Linked DNA regions of Homo sapiens: region 2 is linked to region 1. A link is a loop called in an ENCODE intact Hi-C map of the cell type or tissue named here. Cell type or tissue: mammary epithelial cell. All regions are shown on one strand.

Region 1 (8,000 bases):
AATAAGTGAACTAATGAATGAAGGAATGAAGAAATCTAATTAAAGAGTCTAGGATGCAGCCTACAGAGACATGACTGGAATGTGATTGCTCTAAAAGAAAGCTGTGACTTAATCAATAGTATTAACATATCTGAAGAAAGAATGTGTCCACAGAAGGAAGGCAGTCTGCCCAGAGTTCAGAAAAATGGAGCACTATTGAATTTGGTGTTTATCCAATTGTGCCCAAGGGAGAGAGGGAGTACATATGGCATTGATAGAAAGATGTACCAGGATTGCTTAGTTCACTTCAATAGTCTTTGTAAACCTACTATGTGCCATGCTGTACAGTAGGCACTGTGAACGAACACACACAGACACACACACACACACACACACACACACACACAGTTCCTAACATGGAGGAACTTGCAGTGATAGTAGGAGAGACCAGCACATAAACAGTTCTTAAATGCTCAGTGCTACAACTGAGATATGTGAAAGGTGCTACTGAGTACAGAGGAGAAAACCTTAGTCCAAGGTCTGGGAAAACTTCCTGAAGTGACCCTTGAGCTGTGTTTCAACAAATAAGCAAGTGTCATCCAGGCCATAACAGACACAAAACAATTATAAGCAGAAGAACCAGCAGCTGTCCACATCACAGCATGTCAGGGATAAAAATAGTGCCTATTGCCTATTAGTCCAGAGACAGAAGATGGTGTATTTAAGTAGCCTGCAATTTATCCTTAGGGAAATAGGGAACCTTTGAAGGATGCTAGCTGGGGAATAACAAGATAAACTTGCATTTTAGAAAGATCATTCTGGCAGGAATATAAACAATGGAAGTGAATATAAAGAAAAGCCAAGAAGGCCTACAGACAAGTTTGAAGTTATTATCAAAGACCCTGGTGAGGCTCTGTCCTAGATCAAGGATAGCTAGGATAAGGAGAAGAGGGAAAAGTAAATATTTAGGAAGCGATGTTGACCGGTTGGATGGGAAGCTTGAAAGAGAGATGAGAAATCAAGAGTGATTCCAAGTTTCTGGCTTGGATGCGGTGTTAATGGTTGATTGGATGAGAAGGATGAAGAGATAAGGAATCTAAGATGATTCCAAGTTTCTGGCTTGGATGACCAAGTTGATGGTAATATCATGAACCAGGATAGAAAATATAAGAGGAGCAGCAAATTTGGATTTGGAAGCTGAAGAAAATGAGTCTTGTTCTGAACATGTTGAAGTGTCCATTGGACATCCAAGTGGAGCTGTCCATCCAGTGGGCTATTGTATACATAATTCTGCAACTCAGAAGAATCATCAGGGATAAATACTTGAGCCAGGTGCAGTGGCTCCTACCTGCCATCCCAACAACTCAGGAGGCTGGGGTGGGAGGATCACTTGAGGCCAGGAGTTTGAGACCAGCCTGTACAACACAGGGAGAGCCCATCACTACAAAAATAAAAATAAACTAGCTGGGTGTGATGGTGTGAGCCTGTAATCCCAACAACTCAGGAGGCTGAGGCAGGAGGATCACTTGAGCCCAGGAGTTTGAGGCTGCAGTGAGCTATGATTGTGCCATTGCACTCCAGCCTCAGTGACAGAGTGAGATTCCATCTCTAAAAAAAAATAAATAAATAAATATTTGAACATCGTGATCAAAGAGATAATAGTTAAAACCATGAGAGTAAGCTATCACAAGGACAAAAAACCAAACACCGCATGTTCTCACTTACAGGTGGGAATTGAACAATGAGAACACGTGGACACAGGAAGGGGAACATCACACTCCGGAGACTGTTGTGGGGTGGGGGGAGGGGGGAGGGATAGCATTTGGAGATATACCAAATGCTAAATGACGAGTTAATGGGTGCAGCACACCAGCATGGCACATGTATACATATGTAACAAACCTGCACATTGTGCACATGTACCCTAAAACTTAAAGTATAATAATAATAAAATTAAATTAAATTAAAACCATGAGAGTAAAAGAAATTAGCCAAGAATGGATAGAAAGATGGATGGATCAATGGAAGGGAAGAAAAGAAATAAGCTAATTAAAATGAGATTATTCTATATTAGCTAGCTTTAATTTTTGGAAAGTTAGAAAACTTTGTTTTACTTAAAAAAGGATAAAGAAACTGAAGAAAGTGAAGGAGAATAAACTTCAAATAAACGTTTCCTTGCCAGTAAAGTTATTATTTCTTAAAAGAGCCTTCTACGTTAAGAAAAAAAATATTAAAAAAAATAAAGTGGCTAGTCATTCAAAAAACAAAAAAACTTTCTGCTAAGAAAGATGAGGAAATTGGTACTCTCACACTCCCACCCATATTCCCTGATAAGGATTATAACATTAATTCTCTATTCTGTTACCATTTTCTACTTTTGTTTAGACTTAGTTCTTACATTTACATGAATTGAATGCCCACTACCAGTCTTTTACTGTGACTGTTTCATTCCTGAGTCCTTCACTTTGTCCTTTATTTTTACCTCTTGTGTGGCTTCATCTTGTCACTAACTTTTTTTCCAAGAAGTGTTTGTACACCCTGTAATTCTTGGGTCAATACATAAGAATGTTTACCTGTTATCTTTATATTTGACCAACTCCTTGGCTGGATATAATATTTTTGAGTCACTCTTTTCCTCAGAAATTTGTAGACATTACTTCATTGACTATTGGCACTGAGCAAAAGTCCAAGGCTAGCCAGATTTTCCCTCTCAATAAGTGATTCTCAAAGCCCATGTCTTTAACCAAATGTAGGGGAAAGAAAACTCAATCTCTCTCAATATGTTTGGCTCCTTGATGGTTTGAGGTGGACAAAACTCTCTGGCAATATTAAACAACATTTAAAAGCTACAAGCAGGCCCGGCGTGGTGTCTCACACCTGTAATCTTAACACTTTAGGAGGCCGATGCGGGCAGATCACTTGAGCCCATGAGTTCAAGACAAGCCTGGGCAACATGCTGAAACCCTGTCTCCACAAAAAATACAAAAATTAGCCGGGCATAGTGGCACAGGCCTGTAGTCCTAGCTACTCAGAAAGCTAAGGTGGAAGGATCACTTGAGCCTGGGAGGTTGAGGTTGCAATGAGCCCTGACCATGCCACTGCACTCCAGCCTGGGTAACAGAATGAGCCTTGATCTCAAAAAAATAAATAAGTAAAAATAAATAATAAAAGCTACAAGCCCTTCTCTGCCTCATTAAATCTTCTCATCCTTCAAGACTCTGCTCAAATGTTCCCCACCACCCTATAAGCCTTTCTCCTCCCTTCTTTCTAGGCAGAATTAGTATTTTCAAGGAGTAGTTATTCCATTTAGCATTGTAAGTATGCCTGTTTTCCCACTAAATTATAAACAGCTTGAGAGAAGAACCATGTTTTCTTCATTGTAACCCCAGCATATATCACTCAGCTATTAATAAACATCGTAAGGGTTCAATGTTTCCTGAGTAATCTATCCTCACTTTTCCCCCATACATATCTGAGGGACTCCTTACAGCAGGTGTGCACAAACATCAGCATGCATCCGAAATACCTGGAGGACTGGCTAAAACACATTGCTACACCCCATCCTCAGAGTTTCTGATTTAGAAGGTCTGGAGTGGGGCTCAGAAATTTGCATTTCTAACAAGTTCCCAGGTGATACCAATGCTACTGTTCCCAGAATCACACTTTGAAAACCATTAGAAATAGAAATAGACAGAACGAATCCTTGCAAATGGGAAAATGAGGTTCAGAGGAGGACCTTACATTCGTCTCCAAAAGCATCCACTTCTGAACTAAGTCCACAAAACTGTAGACTAAGTGATTTCTTATAGCATAAGACTAGAATTAGCCCAAATATTAGAGCATGTGGCCCACGAGAAAAGACATTTCATGACGCTTCCCTTAATTTTTCTTTCTTGATTCATCTTATCACTCATGAATAAAGTACCCTCAATCAGTGTTATTTACCATGATTCTCTATTATAACTATTAACTGTACCCACCTTAATTCAATGGTCAGGTGGGAGTATACATGCAGAGGGAATTCATGTACTTCAAACTCTCCTTCAAAATAAAACAATAATAATAGTCATTTAAAAATCCATTTCTCTCTCACCCTTATTGTGTTTTCTCAGGCTTTTCATTCTGTCTCCCTGCCTTCTTATTTCCCACACACATGAAACAGTGGTGATTTTTAACGTCAAGATTTTGCAAACCATCGCCAGGTACACATTCCCCACCACATCATCCTTGCCATTTAGCCGTTCGGTCCCTGGAGAGGATGGTCAGTGGCCCCAAGGCTTCTACAGCAACTTCTAAGTGGTGATTTTTGTGCTCCTTTCCCTAAAGGGCTTGAATTTCTCGGAGCACTAAATCTCCCCCGGTTTTCTGCGCGCTATCACGCGCTGCGGTGCACCAAAGTTGCGTTGCAGTGCCACCTACAGTCTGCTTCTGATAGAGACCCAGAGCCACCCAATCCAGGGCCCTCTCCACCAGCTGACCAGTTAAAGCAAAATACAGACATTCTGGATTCAAGTGGACTCTGCCTCTATAAGAAACTGCTCAGTACAAAGTCAAGGAGCCCTCCTATCTGAACTTCCATCTGGAACTATGGATTGCTAAACCGTTTGAAATGGTGTCATCAGCTTGGATTCTTGCTTCACATTGTGTTTTTAACTTTGGAAGTTTTAAACACCTTCATGGCAAGAGGCCTCCCGTGGTGACAGTATGAGAAGAGGAAAACAGTGGCTGCTGGGCCTTTCCTTTCTGCTTCTTGTGGTTGTGGCAGTGTTTGAGCTTCGTTAAGATCTGCAGGGTGAAAATCAGCTCGGCCCGGCCAGGGAGCCAGAATGAAATGGAGCGCCTGTGCGCGCATTCGGAAAGCAGCAGCCACGTTAGGAGCCTAGGGTCCATTCGCTCTCATTTAATGTTTCTTCTCAGGCAGAGAAGTACAGGCATCAAACATCCCGGCCCTTTTATGGCACATAAATCACAGGTCAGCGCCTTCCACGGAGGCTCCTGCTTGCTAAGTGAGTGGTTACACCAGGAGCAAGGAAGCAACATTTCAGCACACTTAGAGACCCAGGAGGATGAGCTGATTGCACAGGGCAGAGCCAGGAATTTCTCCCTACAGTTGAATGATTAAAACCTTTCTCCTGCTTGAGAACTGGGACATTGTTTCGAACTTTCCACAGGCAGCAGCTTGCACCCAGATCTGCCCTGGGTCCCAATCTGCCATTAACTCCTTTCTCAGAGAGTTGGTTTCCACAGCCCCTACAGAGCAGAGCAGGCTCTGAGACGCCATCTCTTGGCCCGCCGCTAATTGAACTAAGGTGAACTTTTTCCTCACTGAATCCACAGAATCTCTGTCTTGATGATTTATGTCAAGAGACTGAGAAAGCTGGAAGCTAAGCCACGTTAACAGGAGGGCCCTAAGTAAGGGTCCATGAACTTGGCCTGCTGAGGTCCTTGAAACTGCCCTGGCTTCTGCCATTCCTATGTCTACCACTGTGGCTTTTCTGTGGTTGATGAGTCCTGTACCCAAAACCAACTTGAGAAGATTGGGCTCCTTAGTACCGAAATTGGTAACTAAGACACGCTAAATCTTAGAGAACACACATCAGACTCATGTGGGGATTTCCGCTCACTACCCCACACCATGGGGAAGAATCTCCACAGCCTGCCCTCAGCCCACCAATGTTCCTGCCCTCCAGCCAAAGGCAGGAGATGGCTACCCCGTGGGGCAGGGGTGCGGACAAGGGAAGGCGGTGGAGACCAGTCCACAGACTGCTATCTACCCACAATCCATCACTGGTTAGCAACAAGAAAAGCACAGAAACAGTGTTGGGAACTACTATGACAATTTTTCAAAGCAATTTAATATTTATCAAATCTAACAATAAAAAATTAGAGCTTGTGTTTTGAATGTTGTTTTCCTTTTCATTTTTCTAGTATTTTATTTCTGTTGTATTTTATGTATTTATCCAAAGGAAAAGAAATAATTATATTGAAGAAACTCCTGCACCCCCACGTTTATTGCAGCACTGTTCACAATAGCCAAGATACAGAATCAACCCAGGCATCCAACAACAGACGAGTGGATAAAGAAAATGTGGTACATACACACAATGGAGTACTATTCAGCCATAAAAAAGAATGAAATCAAGTCATTTGCAGCAACATGCATGAAACTGGAGGACATTGTGTTAAGTGAAATAAGCTAGAGACAGAAAGTTAAATACCACGTTCTCACTCATATGTGGAAACTTCAAAAAAAAAAACGTTGGTAAAGGTAAAAGTAGCACAGAAGATACAAGAAGCTGGGAAGGGTAGGGGGAAGGGAGGGATAGGAAGAGATTTGTTAAAGGACACAAAATTACAGCCAGATAGGAGGAATAAGTTCTAGTGTTCTATACCACCATAGGATGACTGTAGTTAACAATAATATGTCACATAGTTTTAAGTAGCTAGAAGGAGGATATTGAATATTCCCAACACAAAGAAATGACAAATGTTTGGGATGATGGATGTGCTGATTACCCTGATCACTACACTTTATAATACTGGAGCATCACTATGTACCACTGTGAATATGTACAATTATTATTTGTCCATTTAAAAATTTTTAAAGTTTTTTCTTTAAAAGATTATCAGTCCACAAGAGATTGGAAATAAAAAACAAAACAACATACGTAAGTCTTTCATTATGAATAGTTTGAAGTGCACTACTTTAAATTCCCCTCTTCACTCTGGCCCAAGCCCCTTGGCCATCCAGCAGGCAGGATCTCAGAGAAGGCAGGAATGCAGCTGTGCCTTCTCTGCAAGGAAAAGCAATGACTCAAGCAGAGGCAAAGCCTACTGTTCACACCGATGAAGAGAACCCATGCTTGGATCATTCAGGCAGAGGCAGGGCCTTGGACTTAAGTCTAATTGCCCCAAACATTCCAATATAGAAAAGATCTTAAGACCCATGGCATCCTGATGGAGTTAAGGACAAGTATTCCAAGCCAGTCAGGAAGCACTTCCAAGAGCAAATTTTTGGGCTGCATCCAGGGGTGAGTCAAGTGGTCCAACTGAGTTTGGGGGACTTGTAACATCTCTAGTCAGTGTTTCTCTATGCCATCTCCCTCAAATACCCCCTACACACATATGCGCACACACACACACACACACACTTATTCTTCATCCCTCCCTGGAGCTTGTCCACTTCTCTGAGCAGCACCAATTTCCTTGCAGCCAGTAGCAAGAGCACAGATGTGGAGAATGCATGGCTCCCACATTTCTTGATATAGACTTGAGGTCTTGCCTTATCCTCTCCAAGGAAGAGCTGAGGCCACTGGGAACATGGAGTGGGCCCATAGGCCATGGCAAAGCCTCCCAACTCTAAGTCCTTTCTGTGTAAGTCCAGAAAATGAAATATTGACATGGAAACATCTTTCAAAAAGAAAAAACATGTGGCTCTTTAATACATGAAAATTTAAAAGTATAAGGAAAAGAGGAGGAACAAATAAATGGAGAGCAAGGCAGAAAAGGAGGCAGGAAAAGAAGAGGGGATAGAGGGCTATAAATTTCATGAGGGCAAAGAACATGTCTGTGTCCCAGTGCCAAGCACAGTGCTGGGCACATAATGGCACTCAACTCAGATTCAGTTTGTTGAGTGAATAAAGAAAAGAAGGAAAAATTGACACAGGAGCAAGGAGGGAGAAGATGCTCAAGAAGCATGCAGCTGCCCAGATTCCTCCTGGCATTCTACCCGGGATCTCACTGCTGTCCCTCCGGCCCACAGGAGGAAGCAGGCAGCGGGGAGGGCCTGGCTGCACGGGGCACATGCTGTGGGCAGGGTGGTGGCTGCACATGGGCTCCTTCTCTAAAGCAAGGCTCCTTGTTGGTCTCCTTCTCTCTTTCTTTTTGATTCCTGAAAAACATTGTTTTAATGCAGGGAAGAGTCATTGATTTCATTTGAAACAATGCCCAACAGGATATGGCGTCTCAAACAGCTCCTTGGCCCTTGGCAATTGTTGTGTGCAGGTGTTTCATGCAAGTGC
Region 2 (8,000 bases), 190 kb before region 1:
GAGGACTACTGATTAATTACAAGGAAAACACACTTCCTAACCCAAAAGTTACTTTAAAAGGTGTCGACCCTGTTGAAATGACTAGAAAAACTGAAAAGGTGGAGAGGCCAATGCATTATTATTTTTTTAAACTCATATTCAAATCTTACTTGTTGAGCACCTACCCTATTCACAGAAGTTACTGGATCTGTCACATGTCACACGAGGTAAGTGGTGTTATCTCCTTTTCAGAAACGAGAAAACTGAGATTCAGGAGCATGTATGTGAGTTTACTTTGTCTCTTAATTAGCTCATAAGTTTTTTGAAGTGAGCCCATGTGTACTCAAACCTATAGTGTCTTCCACAGTGTCAAAGAATGCTACATGTTCGACAGATACTTACTGAGCCTCAAAAGTAAGATGTCCTACCTTTTTACGGAAGACATGTCTTTGGTAATTTTTCTCCTTCTATACACCAGAAGCCACCTCCTCTCGCCTCTCAGAACCCCCACGTGGCAGCCAGGAGAATGAGCCCCCAGCCTTCCATCCACAAGGAGTGCGTAATTAACAGAGCGCCTCAGGTGCTGAGCTCCGGAAGCCCAGGGCCAGGTCCCACCTCCTATGGGCTCCCAACCTTCAGTTGACTTTGTCTGGCCTAAAGTCCTCCACGGCCTTGCCAAACTTTCCTCAGACTGCAGAGGAAGGTATAAAGCACTCCACCCAGGCTGGGTGCGGTGGCTCATGCCTGTAATCCCAGCACTTTGGGAGGCTGAGGCGGGCAGATCAACTGAGCTCAGGAGTTCGAGACCAGCCTAGCCAACATGGCAAAACCCCATCTCTACTAAAAATACAAAAATTAGCCAGGTATGGTGGTGTGTGGCTGTAGTCCCAGCTACTCAGGAGGCTGAGGCAGGAGAATCATTTGCACCTGGAAGGCAGAGGTTGCAATGAACTGAGATCACTCCACTCAACTGCAGCCTGGGCAATGAGTGAGACTTCGTCTCAAGGAAAAAAAAAAAAAACACAACACTCCACTCAGCCTTCCTTTCTTCACTCTAGGATCAGACTTACAGTGTGACGACTGTTTTACCTTCCTTTAGCTCCCTTGCCACTTTCTCGTAGACTTTCACACTACTAAAATCCTGCCATGTTTGATCTTGTCTTGATGTCTGCTTCTTGGGGGACTGGGGACTAACATGCCCCAGTTTTTGCTTGAATAAATAATCTGTAATCTTCATTCCCTTAAGAATATTTAGCAAACACCTATTATGTGCTGGGAATACAGGGGTGAACAACAAAAGCATCTGTGCCCTCATCAGTAACAGATTAATCAAATAATTGCAAAAATTAAAAGTAGAGGGACCTGTGATGAGATGAGAGGGGAGAACCTGACCTATTCTATGGGAGTGGGAGAGAATCCCCTGAAGGATGAGGAGTTAACCAGGCAGAGGTGTGAAGTATTTCAGGCTGATGAACAGAAGGTGCAAGGCCCTGGGCTAGTAGGGAGCTCCCCAAACAAAAGGACTTGGAGGAGGCTTCAGACAAAGGAGGGGAATGCAGAGCAATGTGACTGAAGAGGACGGCCCTTAAGAGACTGAAGAGGATGGCCTTGTGGGCCATCTTGGGAATTTGGAAAGACAATTTCTCTTTCTAGAGTGCCAGCTCTTTGAAAGCAATTACCTTGTAGCAGCCCTCTTTGCTAGTTCTGCCTTGCACAATGCAAATGCTCACTAAATATTTGTTGAATCAAACTAATAGAAATCAGTAAGGAAATAACTCAATTTTTTTGTGTGTGTTATTCTCCCTATCACCAACGGCACAGCAAATTAGCCAAATGCGTCCACCACATAGAAGCTTCTGGCCCCTGCTGGCTGATAAAAATCATCACAATGAGGATGATAATTCCCAGGCATTGGTTTAATTGTTGGAGAGACACAAGCAGAGAGATGCTGCAGAACATGCTCTGGATCAAACTGTCCAAGTACTGGTCCATCCGGGTGCGGTGGCTCATGCCTGTAATCCCAGAACTTTGGGAGGCCAAGTCAGGCAGATCACCTGAGGCCAGGAGTTCGAGACCAGCCTGACCAACATAGTGAACCCCGTCTCTAATAAAAATACAAAAATCAGCTAGGCATGGTGGCCCACGCCTGTAATCCCAGCTATTCCTACTGAGGCAGGAGAATCGCTTAAATCTGGAAGGTGGAGGTTGCAGTGAGCCCAGAGCACCCCCCACTGCACTCCAGCCTGGGAGACACAGTGAGATTCTGTCTCAAAAAATATATATATATTGACCTTACCACTTCCTACTTGGGTGACCTTAAGTTACCTAATGTCACTGCATCTCAGTGTCCTCATCTGTAAAGCAGAATTGATCCACTACCTCCATTGAAGCACTGGGGATGGGAGATGGGTACAGGAAATTGTTATAGAAAGTACCTTCAGCATACTGTCTGGTGCAGAGCAAGCGTCCAATAAATGGTACCAATTGTTAATATTCACACGTGGTCCTCTCGGCTGAGATAAGAGAACATGCACAGGGAGACTTCCCAAACCAGAGGGAGTTGTCACAAACTGTCATCAGAAGTGCATGGGATCACTTCTGATGCAAGAGGCCAGCTTTAAGGACCCACTGGGTAGGCCGCAAACCTTGATGCCTGGCCAAGCCCAGGCTTGCACTTTACACACTTGGACTCTGAATCCCACAGTAGTATTTAAATATAGATCTGAACACCAGACTAGACAGTGCACCACTAATGTGCGGGTATATGCAACATGCTCAAAAGGCAAACAGCGGCTAGGGAAAGGACACACTGCTTCTAGCTTTTCTGTCCTGGAGGACAGAGGCTGCGCCTTTTTTTGGCTCCATTTCAGAGCAGTAAAAGGCAGCATCATGAGCAGACACGGCCTAGTTCCTGCCTCTCAGGTTTGTTTTCCCATGTGGGACATTGCAGTTAGATCCTGAGCTTAGAAGAAAATGCCTACGGAATCAAAAAGGATAAAAGGAGGAAAAATACCTGGCTTCTGCCCCAAACGCTGTGCCCTAGCTGGCTCCAGCTGCCTTGGAATGGGGCAGGGTGGTTGGGTTGTAATTGCCCGGGCAGAGATATGAGGTATGCAGGCCTACGTGCACTGCCTCACACATCACTTGGCTGGGAGGGGCTCTGTTTAGTCAGTGTCCAGCTGATAACGACCTGAATCCTTAGGATGCCAGCTGCCTGCCAAGCTGGACATGTACAGACAGTGGCACCCAGAGGTCCAGGAGACAGAACAAAGGGCCTGTTACTGAGTCAGCCCTGTCTAAGTGTGTCATCCTTACTGAAAAAGGTTTTGGGCAGGCTGGCAGAGAGGCTATGTCCCAGGAAGCCCAGAATTCTGGAATGGAGACAGTCAAATTCTAAAGGGGTTCTCTGCTGGCAGATTCCTGTCATTGATTCAACCTGGGCTCTCTCACTAGGATCTGGCAGTTGGGCCATACCTTCCTAAGAGTATTCTTTTCCCTGCCTCCCACTGTTGCCAGGCCCAGCTGGTGCTGGCTCTCTTAGTGCCCTCTTGTTTAGGGGGACCGCATCCATCAGGGCCTTAAACCTTCCCTCTCCCCTTTTCACCAGGACATAATGATATTAATGATGGCTAACACATATTTAGGACTTACATCAGCCACTTACTGCTCTAAGCACTTCACATATATGTTGACTAATTTACTCATCACAACCACACTATGAGATGTGTACCATTATTTTCCCATTTAACAGATGAGTAAACTAAGGCACAGAGAGTAAATACCTTACCCAAAGTCATGCAGATAGCAAGGTGACAGAGCCAGGAAGCAAGTCCAGGTGGTCTGAACCCAGAGTCCCTGCTCCTAACCATTATGCTATATTTCTTCTCGGTTCATGACCAAGTTCTTACTGATTAAAATTAGTTTAAAATCAACCGATTCCTAGGCCTGCTTTTCCAGAATGAACAGCACTCAAGCTCAGAGCTGGGATTTCATAACTTCCTATTTTGTGTATAGTAAAATTGAGAAATGTTTACAAATTAGGAGAGGCTAGGAAGGGAAGCCAAGCAGCTCAAAAATGTGATATCAGCTTTGTGATGAAAACTGGTCTTTTCAGCCAAGTGAGTACTTGGACAAAATATCCCTCTCAATGCAAGCTATGCCTTAGATTTTCTAGTTTAAGAGACACTTGTGATACTAAAATTAGTCGGGTGTGGTGGCGGGCACCTGTAATCCCAGCTACTTGGGAGGCTTGAGGCAGGAGAATCACTTGAACCTGGGAGGCAGATGTTGTAGTAAACCAAGATCACGCCATTGCACTCCAGCCTGGGTGACAGAGTGAGACTCTGTCTCCAAAAAAAAAAAGAGACACTTGTAATTCAGTTAGGGGAACTGGGTACATAGTTAGGAAAAGCAGCTCATGGTTTGTTTATACCACTCCCCACTCCCACCACCACCCAGGCACCTCACCCCAGGCAGAAATAGCAGCCTTACAAATTTGAATGTTGTGGCCAGATTCGTGAGCCAGTCCCAGAAAGAGGGAATTCTTTGTAGCCATGGAAGTAATGGATGATCTAACATTACTGACCACTTAATCGCTAGGTACTTTATGTCATTTAATGCTCGCAAAAAGCCTAGGACATTGTTACTATTTTCCCCATCTTGTAGATGAGAATGCTGATGTTCAGAGATCTTATATACCTGCTCAAAGTAAGTCCTGGTGAATCTAGGACTCAAACCCCATCTGAATCCAAACGAGGGAAGGACTCAGTGCCAATTCAAGTCCAACTTTCCCAGGAGCCTTCCCTGTCTCCTCTGACCCACGTCAGCCCCTGTATTTTGACACAACTCTATTACCTGTCATCTTGGCCACAATCTGCACTTATTACCATTGTTTCATGCTGGGCCAGTCTTATTAGCCAATAAGATTGTAAATTTTGGGGAGCAGTGACACTGGGTTGAATTTTGTTTCTGGCTATTTCAGGACAGACAAACTGGGAGAGCTAAACACCTAGAACCACAGCCTGGTCTCCCTAGTCGCGGTAGGTCCGTCACTTCATCCCTAGAAAGTGCCAGTTTGGCTTTACGAGTTTCTAAACCATTCATTGGGAATAGTTTACATGTTATGCTTGCCCTCCTTTGTCAATCTCTTTACTGCTACTGCAGTTGGGTCCAGATATTGCAAATCCTCCCCGAAAGTAACTAATTCTGACTGCATTGTCACAAACTTGGGTTTAGCACAAGAGGGAAAGGTAGCTGAGTTTCCAATTCTGCTTCTCTTTGACTGTAGCTCACCATGCTGCAGGCCCTTCCTCCCATGATGGTGCTAACCAACATAAGCCCTAAGCTCTAATCTCAACCCTCTCCCAAATCCCAACATGTCAGACTAAATAATAATAAGGCCACAGGGCAGGCACACTGAGGCATGTGTGCATCATTACCCAAGTCAAAACCAAGATATATTCCAGGGCAGTTTACGATGCAGAAGTCACCCTTTAATTTAACAAACAAGCAAGAGGGCTGGGTGTTTCCTTCATTTCCCGAAGTAAAGAGCAAAAGCTTTTCTCATAGTAAAAAGCCTGAACCCACTCAACCTGATCCTGTCCTCCCAGTCAACAAGCACATTGATGTCAGTAAGAGTGTCCAGACATATAATCATGTATGAAAGTCAACAAAAGGAAGGCATCATCTCTTTCTGCCACCTCTCCAGAAGATGTGATAGTGAAGGTGTTGTCAGCTAACTGCTTCAAAGGCAAGCAGGGCAGTAGGCTGTTCCATGTCCCCTGGGAACATGAACATTACTTCACACTACGATTTACTGAAACAAAAGCAAACAGGGACCAGCAGAGACAGCTGTGAAATGAGATGGTGACATCTTCCTGATGCCTTTCAGCTGCTTGGATCTCCCCATTTTAAGACAGATAATGAGGCCATCTTAGGCTCAGCCCTTTTCTGATCCCATCTCTTTTCACTACAATGTACCTGTGCAGTGTGCTGATCCCTCCATGTTTTTAAAGGGAAGTTCCTCTGATCAGTGACTCCGTCGGAATATGTCGATGTCTAGCCTCACACTACAGGGTGATGACAGGCAGCCTTTTTTTCCCTCCTCTTAGGTTATACGAGCGTCTTAAACATAGTGGAACTCACAATTCCAGCTTCATTCCAAACTAGTGAGATATTTCTCAGCTGCTTCCTCCACCTGCTCCTGAGGTCCAGAGTACAGGGCATTTGCCTAAGTCAGCATGCTAGGTGATAACCACAAAGCTTTTCCTGCCAACCTTGCCATTTCCAAGCCCTTCTCTAACTGCATTCTCCTCTATTCTAGTCTCAACTCTGCTTGCTATTGGTGGAGTGCTTCTCCAGGGATGCATGTGGAGGAAAAGGAAAAGGAACCAGAGATGAAGGGGACATCCTCCTCCCTGGCACTGTCTCCATCTCTCCACAGTTCACCCATCATCTCCATTGGAAGGAAGGTACTCATGATCTTCACTGGAAGGAAGGCACCCAGAACCGCCCTGCAGAGACCATGAAATTAGTTGAGTGCTTCTCAAGAAATCTGTGATAAAGGGCCCGCTGATTTTTTCTAAAATTTCCAATCTACTATGAATCCTCAATTTTGTAGAATAAACAAAAATGAATTATTAGAAAAGAGTTAAAAATAACAGGCATATAAAATACAAGCTCAACTTTTTTGTTATTATGTCATAAAACTATTCCATCATATTGCTATGAACGTTTCTAAACAATTGCTCTCCATTTCTTCCCTTGTCCACAAACCAGCACGGGTTTGAGTCTCCCTGCTCTAGCTCAAGGTCTTAGCTATTTACTTAACCACTCAGAGCCTTGACCTGTTGTTTCTGCAAGATGGAAGAACAGTCATTACCTCAGCTGGTCAATGATGTCCCACATCTATATAATTCCAGGGACTCATTCCTGATTCTCCCTTAAGTTCTGAAAATATTTCAAAGACAGTAAAATAATGCTGAACTTCTGAGGAGGGTATTTGTTTGCATTTCTTACTGCTGATCTGGAACTACCTAATATTAAAGCACCTTGGAGAGTAATGAAAGAAATACACAAGAGAAGAAGAGGCAAACACTGGTGGGTCACTCACTGTCTCAGGGCTTCCTTTGTGGAACCAATAGGTATTTTGAAAAGCATCCTGAAAACATGTCAAAGGTCTAAGGATTGTTATCATTGGGGCTGGTGAGTCATGGCCCAGACAGACAGTAATACAGGTGCCCAATCGGCTGCTGTCTATCCAAAACATGCCACTGGACTGTGAGGGAGGCAACCCTTAAAATGGTGTGAAATAGAAAAAGAGGACAAACTTGTCTGCAGCACTCAGGAGGCTCAGGGAATTAACCAGGAGGGAACAGTAGCCCGGTTAAAATAGTTTCTGTACTTCCAGAGGAAGCAATTAAATCTCAGCGTCTACCATGGCAAAAGACCGATTGTACTTGAGGAACAAAATCGGGGATGATCATCCTTTAGTGGCGGGAAGCTGGAAAATGAGGTAGGACATATAGGGTGATGGGCAGGACTCTGCTATGGACTGAATATTTGTGTCTCCCTCACCAAATTTATAAGTTGAAACCTAAATCCCCAATGTCATGGTATTTGGAGGTGGGGCCTCCAGAAGTTTTTATATCATTATGGTGGAGCCCTCTTGAATGGGATTAGAGCCCTTATAAGAAAAGACATGACAGAGATGCTCTCTCTCTGGTTTCTGCCATGTGGGGATACAAAGAGAAGATGGCTATTTCTAATCCAGGAAGAGGGCCCTCACTAGACACTGGATCTGCTGACTTCTGAGCCTCCAGAATTGTGAGAGATAAATTTCTGTTATTGAAGCTACCCAGTCCATAGTGGTTTGTTATAGCAGCCTAAACTAAGACTCTATTCCACCAGAAGCAATTTTTAAAATAGCTTTATTGGCATATAATTGGCATCCAATACACTTCATGTGTTTACAATATAAAATTTAATATGCGTTGACACAGGCACACACCTACAAAACCATC

The links. Peaks named below come from ENCODE experiments on the same cell type or tissue, not always from the same donor. Only the 100,000 strongest peaks of a DNase experiment are listed, where the experiment ranks them.
Region 2: a loop joins it to region 1, with 4 times the contacts of the local background. A loop is called at or near these places in 2 of 110 quality-filtered maps.

Annotation. Positions count from the first base shown.
Region 1 is chr14:34,223,800-34,231,799 of GRCh38, forward strand. No RefSeq gene overlaps it. Among named protein-coding and RNA genes, the nearest start is that of EGLN3-AS1, 190 kb to the left of the region's middle. In mammary epithelial cell, a CTCF peak has its summit at 4,399 (motif pointing left); no DNase peak of the experiment used is centred here.
Region 2 is chr14:34,032,679-34,040,678 of GRCh38, forward strand. It overlaps EGLN3-AS1 (EGLN3 antisense RNA 1), which reads left to right and starts at 7,303. Exons shown (of 3, transcript NR_184209.1): 1 at 7,303-7,492. All of the region lies in intron 5 of LOC102724945 (a long non-coding RNA gene), which reads right to left. In mammary epithelial cell, no CTCF peak of the experiment used is centred here; a DNase peak (open chromatin) is centred at 3,193; H3K27ac peaks cover 1,959 bases.